2 separate regions of the Homo sapiens genome follow, and region 2 is linked to region 1. Evidence: read pairs that join two places in POLR2A ChIA-PET (ENCODE). Cell type or tissue: HepG2. All regions are shown on one strand. Links, peaks and the distances in the headings refer to the core of each region. The heading gives the core; the rest is flanking DNA. Region 1 overlaps HNMT (histamine N-methyltransferase). Region 2 holds the start of LOC101928273 (a long non-coding RNA gene).

The links. ChIA-PET counts read pairs that join two places held together with the same protein. Peaks named below come from ENCODE experiments on the same cell type or tissue, not always from the same donor. Only the 100,000 strongest peaks of a DNase experiment are listed, where the experiment ranks them.
Region 2: POLR2A ChIA-PET joins it to region 1 with 6 read pairs; 3 of 35 experiments call an interaction of 5 or more read pairs at or near these places.

What each region holds. Positions count from the first base shown.
Region 1 is chr2:137,978,987-137,983,389 of GRCh38, forward strand. All of the region lies in intron 2 of HNMT (histamine N-methyltransferase), which reads left to right. Among named protein-coding and RNA genes, the nearest start is that of HNMT, 17 kb to the left of the region's middle. In HepG2, for the core only: no CTCF peak of the experiment used is centred there; no DNase peak of the experiment used is centred there.
Region 2 is chr2:137,926,633-137,931,035 of GRCh38, forward strand. LOC101928273 (a long non-coding RNA gene) reads right to left here and starts at 1,300. Exons shown (of 3, transcript NR_120402.1): 1 at 1,270-1,300. In HepG2, for the core only: no CTCF peak of the experiment used is centred there; DNase peaks (open chromatin) are centred at 2,349 and 2,749.

The DNA of each region.
Region 1 (4,403 bases), core at 240-4,239:
ATTGGTAATACATTATATAATATTCTTATATAATATACTATATAGGCATACTATAATAGTAAATTGTATAATATATAGCATAGTTCATATATGTTTATAGTATAGTTATATATATTATGTGTTATATATAGTACATAATATATAAAGTATAATTTATGTTATATAAGACAAACTATATGTAAAATTATATATTCACATATAAAATATATCCATATATATTTCCATATATAAAGTATATATAAATACAAATATAAATGAATTTTACATAAATGTATACTTTTATTTATTTATTTATTTATTTTGAGACGGAGTCTTGCTCTGTCGCCCAGGCTGGAGTGCAGTGGTGTGATCTCGGCTCACTGCAAGCTCCGCCTCCCGGGTTCACGCCATTCTCCTGCCTCAGCCTCCCGCGTAGCTGGGACTACAGGCGCCCATCACCACGTTTTTAGTAGAGACGGGGTTTCACCCTGTTAGCCAAGATGGTCTCGATCTCCTGACCTCGTGATCCACCCACCTTGGCCTCCCAAAGTGCTGGGATTATAGGCGTGAGCCACCACGCCCGGCCATACTTTTATTTTATTTATATTATATATGAAAGATTAATAATTAAATGAATTATTTCACATGTCCATTTAAGAGAATATAGTATAGCCACTACAAATAACACATTAAAATAAATTTTGATATATTCATAGTTTAACACTCAAGAGAAAGGCAAAATAATTTATATACATAATAATCTCACCTAGATAGACTAAGAAAAAAATTGATTTGATCAATGGAGAAAAATAAAAGTTTAGGAAGCAGTGAGATGTTTCTTTTCTACTTTTTACCTTTCTCTATGTCCTGAGTTTTCTGCATTATTAATTTTTAGCCAGAGAGAGAAAAAAACAAAACTATAATTTTATATACGAGAGATGATGGTAAGGACTAGACCTCCGGCCTCTCCTTCATCTCCTTCAGCTAAACAGCTGAAGCCCAAAGCACTGCTCCCACAAGTGTGTTTTCCTGACAGTTTTTCTTCAGAAGATTTTGATTCACCTGTAACAGGTTTTTTTTTTTTTTTTGAGACAGAGTCTCCCTCTGTCACCCAGGCTGGAGTGCAGTGGCACGATCTCAGCTCACTGCAAGCTCCACCACCCAGGTTCATGCCATTCTCCTGCCTCGCCCTCCCCAGTAGCTGGGACTACAGGCGTCAGCCACCACACCCAGCTAATTTTTAAATATTTTTTAGTAGAGACGGGGTTTCACTGTGTTAGCCAGGATGGTCTCGATCTCCTGACCTCATGATCCTCCCATCTCGGCCTCCCAAAGTGCTGGGATTACAGGCGTGAGCCACCATGCCCGGTCCTGTAACAGTTTTATACCTGTGCAAATATTTAAAGAGCAATCCCAGCTATGTTGTAGATTAGCAGAGCTTTTCTTCAGAGCCTATAGATTCTCAGTGCCTAGCACCGAGTATACTTCAGCTCTGAGGACAGTGAGGATGATGCTGATCAAGAGAATGGTGGCTATCCTCTGTTTCTTGAGGTATTTGTTGTATCTTTTCTGAGTTTTCCATCAAATATCTGTACATTTCAGTCTTCAGCACCCTTTGAAGCATTTTCTCTAAGTTTGTGTTTTGTAGAACATTTTGGTTGCATGACTTTTCTTAGACTTCCTGATGTTGCAAAACCCTCAGGCAGTAGATTTCCTGGGCCAAGAACCAGAAGACACATGAAAACAAATGGCAACACCCTTTTGACTAAGAATTTATATTTATAACCCCCTTCTTGAAACTCTACAGCTATTTTAATATTTTATACTCATATTTTCATATAGACAGAACTGCTTTAATACTGAGGTACCCAGGGTGTTGGAGGGAGATAGAGAGAGAAAAAGAGAAGTAAAGAAAAGAAAGGATCTTGTCAGGAATCTTCTGTCTTTCATATTGCAGTTCACAATCAGATTGTTCTTTCTCTGGCTGCAAACCCACACCTGAAATTATTTTTCATCTCCAAGCACGGAGTTATATGAGCAATCGCTCTTCCTAGAAACCATTTTTTTTCTGCCTGATATTCTAGTAGAGGGAACAAAAATGATAATAATCTTAATGCAACATGTAATAGAATTAAATTTTTCCTGCTGATAATATATATTTTGATATGAGAAAAGAAGCAGGGATAGGCTGAAATCGAATGGCAGGAGATATGGCCACAGTCTTTAATCCCCTATTTTCTTGACCTGCAGATTGTCTCATTCGGGGAAGCTCCAGGGTTCTCAAGCGGAATTCGTGTTTCATTTTGTGTAGCACCCGTCAGAAAGACAAGCCAGGCATGAGGATCCATGATGAGCGCTCTTCTGAGTTGCCATTTGGAGCTGCCCGTTTAGAAAGCAAATCTGCATTTCCCTCATTCCTAGTTTCCTTCATCCTCTTTTAAGTGTCATCTTTTCCATGAAGCCTACTAGATCACACAGTTGAAAATTGCAAAGTCTTCACACCGCAGCTTCCCCTTTCTTTGTTGCTTTGGTTTTCTCCGTGGGACTTCCCACCATCCGTAAAATTAGGTGTTTTTGCCTGTTTTATTCACTGCTACGTCTCCAATGGTTAGAACCTGACATTTAGTGGGTGCTCAATAATATTTGTTGAAGTAATGTATAATAACTTCACTTTCTTGAGTAATTACTATATATCATGAACTGTGGTAAATTATCTCCATATAATGCCTGTAATCTTTACAACACCTCTAACCCTATAACATAAACCATGTTATACCCATTTTACACATATGCAATTTAAAGGACAGAGAGACCCACACATTTGCATAGGATAATTCTAGTGAATAAGAAATTTGCGTTCTTTTGTCTCTCTACAGGCTTCTTCTTATTATTATTATCACTATTTTGAAACAGAGTCTTTCTCTGTCACCCAGGTTGGAGTGCAGTGCCGCGATCTAGGCTCACTGCAACCTCCGTCTCTCAGGCTCATGTGATTCTTGTGCCTCAGCCACCCGAGTAGCTGAGATTACAGGCTCACGCCACCACGCCCAGATAATTTTTGTATTTTTAGTAGAGATTTCACCATGTTGGCCAGGCTGGTCACGAACTCCTGGCCTCAAGTGATCCACCAGCCTAGGCCTCCCGAAGTGCTGGGATTACAGGCAGGAGCCACTGCGCCCAGCCTTAATTTTTTCTTTTCACGATTTTTTTCCATTTTAAATTAAATGCCTTTGGATTTTAAAAAATGCAACATTCCTCTGCTATCTTATTAAACGTATCCTTGAACTTCAGGGAGTGGAGAATAGGTGTCTGGAAAATGAGACACTGCTTTTCTTTGTTTTTGAACTTAACAAGTTCCACATTCAGAGATCTCAATTACATGCCCTTCATTGAATGTAAGTGTGATGCATTTAACATACAGCTTGTGTGAAAGCAGGATATTATAACCACAAACATATCTGACTTTAAAATTAAGTAAAATACTCAACATAGCCCAGAATGGAAACATGGGAATTAATTCTATATCTGTGGCAGATCTGAGGGACACGGTGGTACCAAAAATTGAGATTTACAGAGAAGGAGATTTTTAATAATTCAGTTTTCATTAACTTCCCAAATCAGAAAGCCAGCATATTCTGTTTGGTAGGAAATTACACAGGAGTGAAGAAAAAAATCCACAATTCAGCTGATTAGAAAACAAGTTTTCATTAAACTAAAATTTATTGAATTTTTAAGCAATGTATAGCCAGCTAGCTTCCAAAAATTTGCTCATCGATATTGCTTAATAAAAAGTGTTTTCTTTCCCTTTATATGCTGTAATAACATAAACTGCCTAAGTGCTATTTTGGAAGCTGAATCATAGAGGGGCTAAGTGTTATGAAGGCTTATTATTTTCCAGACACTTTGCTAGCCACTTGACATATGTAATCACATTTTATTCTAATGGAAACTCTGTGGGGACTTCCTTTAAAAATGAAAGAGCTGAGGTTCAGATATTTTGAGGCTCAGATGGTTTAAGATGCATTTCATCAAGTAATAGACGGTGGAGCCGATCTCCAAGCCCAGGTTGGATTTTTCCTGAAGCGCATGATTTTTTCCTATTATCCCAAAGCCTCATCCATAAATATCATGCAGAACCTATGTAGTTGCTCATTATAGAGAAAGTTCTAGAGCCTAAAGTAGTCCAAAGTAAGTGACCCAAAACCAGGAAGACAGTTAACAGTAGAATACACAGACTTGCCCAAGGGGTATATCCTCCACATCCTCCACAAAGTATTTCCTGCTCTTCTTCTTGGACTCAGCCTCCCCTGTCCTCACTACAGTCACTAACTCTGCTTTTGTATTTTCACTGTTTGCCCTGAAGAATTCCATTATACCATTGTTGTAATTTATTGCACTTAATGTGTTTTATGTTTCCGATTACC
Region 2 (4,403 bases), core at 126-4,125, 52 kb before region 1:
TTTGCTGTACCCATCAACCCGTCATCTACATTGGGTATTTCTCCTAATGCTATCCCTCCCCTTGCCCCCAACCCCTGACAGGCCCTGGTGTGTGATGTTTCTCTCCCTGTGTCCGTGTGTTCTCATTGTTCAATTCCCACTTATGAGTGAGAACATGCAGTGTTTGGTTTTCTGTTCCTATGTTAGCTTGCTGAGAATGATGTTTTCCAGCTTCATCCATGGTTATTTTGAGAAAAGTTTAGAGTAAAATGAAGGATAGACAAAGGCCCTCTGTGGTCAGAGTTTGTGCTCTGAAAGGGGGTCCCTTTCTCCATGGTGCTAGGTAGTCATGGTGATGCACAGACAAAACAGAAATGATCTCCTTGTTTTCTTCAACAAAGTTCCAATTACTCCCAGTATCTTCAAAATGGGTGAGAATGAACCTCTGTGAGTGCAACATGCTCCATGGTTTGTGTTTATTTACTTTATTTTTGCTGTAAGGTTGCAGGCTCCTTTGTAGTCTACAAACACCTTGAGAACAGGGATGGTCTTTACTCATCATTGTTCTTATTCCTCAGCTCAAGGCCTGGACACATACCAGGCATTTAATAAAGTGAGTTCTGTTAACCTAATCTTTAAATGTTGATATTGCTTTCTTTTCAGGAGATAAACTTATTTAGGTCACACACATACACACACACCACATGCATTCACACTCCAGAAAACTAAATCTGACACATACACACACACAAAGAACAACTGATGTAAAAAATAATAATGGTAAATTGAAGGCAATAAAACATTCATTTTTATACTAAAATTAAAAAATAAGATACAAAGAAAGCTGAGCATAGAAGATTGACATATACAGAAGCTATAGGAAAACAGACCCACAAAGCATTATTTCATATCTCCATGCAGTGATTTTTTTTTTCTCTAACTTGGGGAATGAGGTAGAATTTCTATTGCCCCCCACTTTCTGTTGGCTGCTGATGGTTACATTTCCTCTTCTGAGAGTCTCACATATTGACCATAGATGTTGTTGTCACTAAATAAACCACATGCATCATTAATTAAATACGAATTAGTAAAAAAGGAAAGAGGTATAGTGGGTTGAATAATTTTTCCCTAAATTTATGTACATCTGTGTCTTGGTTCATTTGAGCTGCTATAACAAAAATACCATAGACTAGGTAATTTATAAACAAGAGAAAATTTATTGCTAATAGTTTCTGGAGGCTGCAAGTTCAAGATGACTTCCTATTCAGCGTTTGGCAGGGGTCTACTCACTGCTTCATTGATGGTGCCTTCTTGCTGTGTCCTCACACGGAAGAAAGGTTGACCAAGGTCTCTGAAGCCTCTTTATAGGGCAGTAATCCAATTCATGGGGAATCTGTCCTCATGGCTTAATCACCCCCACCTCCACCCCGACCCAAAAGAAAAGCTGCATCTCTTAATACTCTCACATTGGGGATCAAGTTTGAACATATGGGCTGGGCGTGGTGGCTCATGCCTGTAATCCCAGCACTTTGGGTGTGCTGAGGTGGGAGGATCACCTGAGGTCAGGAGTTTGAGACCAGCCTGGCCAACATGGTGAAACCCCATCTCTACTAAAAATACAAAAAATAGCTGGGCGTGGTGGCACACGCCTGTAATCCCAGCTACCAAAGAGGCTGAGGCAGGAGAACCACTTGAACCCTGGAGGTGGAGGTTGCAGAGAGCCGTGATGGTGCCACTGCACTCCAGCCTGGGTAACAGAGCAAGACTGTGTCAAAAAAAAAAAAAAAACAGTTTGAGCATATGAATTTTGGGGGTATACAAACATTCAGACCATTCCAACCTGGAACATCAGAATGTGACCTTACTTGAAAACAGAATCTTTGTAGATATATTTGGGATATAAAAAGGATTCTGGAATAAAACCACCCTGGATTTACGGTGCACACAAAAATCTAATGCCAGGTGTCCGTATGAGAAGATGGAAAAATACAAAGACACAGGGGATAAGGCCATTTGTAAACTCTAGCAGAGACTGGAGTTATGCTGCCACAGACCAAGAAATGCCAAGACCCATCAGAAGCTGAAAGAGGCAAGGAAGGATTGCAGCTTTCCAAGGAAGGGTGTCCCTACTAACACACCTTGATTTTGGACTTCTGACCTTCACAACAGTGAGAGAATACATTCTTGTTGTTTAAGCCACCCAGTTTGTGGTACTTTGTTATGGTGGCCTCAGGAAACTAATACAGGAGGTTTTCTGTTTAGCATATTATAGGATATTGACTTGAGTAGGAGCTCAGATTCCACAGAGAGATAGTTGGATGAGGTCTATGTATTAACACCATATTGAATACAAACTCTGTAAGTGGGAAGCATTGTTTCCAGGAAGAGCAAATACCACATTCCAACCATATTTATGGTTGTTGAGTCAGGGAGATTCCTGTCAACACTACCTTATCAGCAACTGTCTGGCTGAGAGTAAGAATAAACTTTTGCCTCTTTTATATACAGATTTTATGTAGTTAATTAAATAAATGTTAATAAAAACCATATTAAAGCAATTTCTAAAAATATCTTTTTTAGCCACTTTTTTTTAGGTCTTCAATAGAATAATGAAATCCGTGAAAAATCCTCAGGTCTTCAGGGTTTCATCTTGATATCTTATCATTCTGTCAAACTATAGGCTGAGGGAGAAACATTCTGCAGCTTCCCTTAGAAGACCTGCTTTCAATCTATCTTTCCACAGAGGCATTTTTCAGGATTCCTGTGTCTAGATTTCACCCTGGGAAAACCAGGGATAAAACCATCAGTCACATTAATTGCGGCCCAGGGAATGTTCAGCTGGCACATGTGACTAGACCAGTGGTAGAAGGCATGCAGGACTTAGGATTTTACATTTCTTTACATTTGGCCTTTACATTTCTTGTTACAGACATTGTTTATTAATGTCATTTCACACAGGAAAAAAATGAAGATCAGGATATTTAAGTGAATTGCTCAAGATTACACAGCTAGTAAATGACAGACTCAAGTCCTGAGCCCGACATAGTCTTGCCCCAGGGCTGTGCGCCATGTTGCTTTTCTCAAAATGTGCTTAAGCCTATTTGCTTGATCACCCTCCTTCTTGAGCTCTAGAAGGGCAAACACCATCTGTCTGTTGAAAACAAAATGAGAGTGCCTATTTTTTGCCAGACACTGTGAGAGTAAACAGTGGTTTATAATCCAAGCTCAAACAGTGTATTGGCTGAGTAAAATTTAATAATTACTTTACATCATTTAGATAGTCTGGTTGGATGATTGGCAGTAATTTTCCTATGTTTTTCACTCTTTTGAGGAACAGGCTGGCCCTGGGAGACGGGATGGAGTGAGGAGGAAGAAAAGGCCGCATAGCTTTTACAAATCTTATCAAAGTCAAAGGTCTTATGGACATACCTTTGCAATATGGAAGTGACTTAAGTGTTATGTGTTTCCACGCACTCTTCTTTTAGTAATTTTTCCATGGGAAAACAAACCCATGACTCAGTACAATTTGAGAAAGTAAATCACCTAAAATTTCACAACAGAACTCCCCCCAAATGGTGGTGGGAAGCCACCGTTAGAAATAAATTTCGGTCTACTATTTTTTAACTAATTTTTTAAATAGTGGTAACATACACATAAAACTTACTATCTTAACCATTTTTGAGTGTGCAGTTCAATAGTGTTAAGTGAATTTCCATTGTTGTGTAATCAATGTCCAGAACTTTCCCATCTGTCACAACTGAAACTCTATCCCCATTAACTCCTCATTTTCCCCTTTCCTCAGCTCCTGGCAAACATAATTCTACTTTCCATTTCTATGAATTTTATTACTTTAGACACTTCATATAAGTGGGCTTATAGTATTTGTCTTTTTGTGGCTTATTTCATTTATCAGGCCTGCAAGATGTATCCACGTTGTAGTATTGTGTCAGAGTCTCATTCCCATTTAAGGCTGAATAATATTCATATATATATATGTATATATATATATACAAATTATTTTTCCATTCATGTGTAGATGAACACTTGGGTAGTTTCTAATCTTGGCTATCGTAAATAATGCTGTTATGAACATAGGTGTACACTCTACCTACTACTTTTTATCACAATTTAAACTCTTCCATTTTGAGAAAAGTTGTAAATTAACAGAATATGTTTTATTTAGAAATTTAATCATCATTTTTCTTCTCAGATATAACAAGAACAACACAAAGAAAGTATTTTTTCTTTGAAGTTCATAAAGTGCCATTGCATAATTTATTTTTACATAAAAATACTTTCTGGGTTGAGCACAGTGGCTCATACCTATAATCCCAACACTTTGGGAGACTGAGGTGGGAAGATCAGTTGAGGCCAAGAGTTCAAGACCAACCTGGGCGAGAGAGTGAGACCCTGTCTCTACAAAA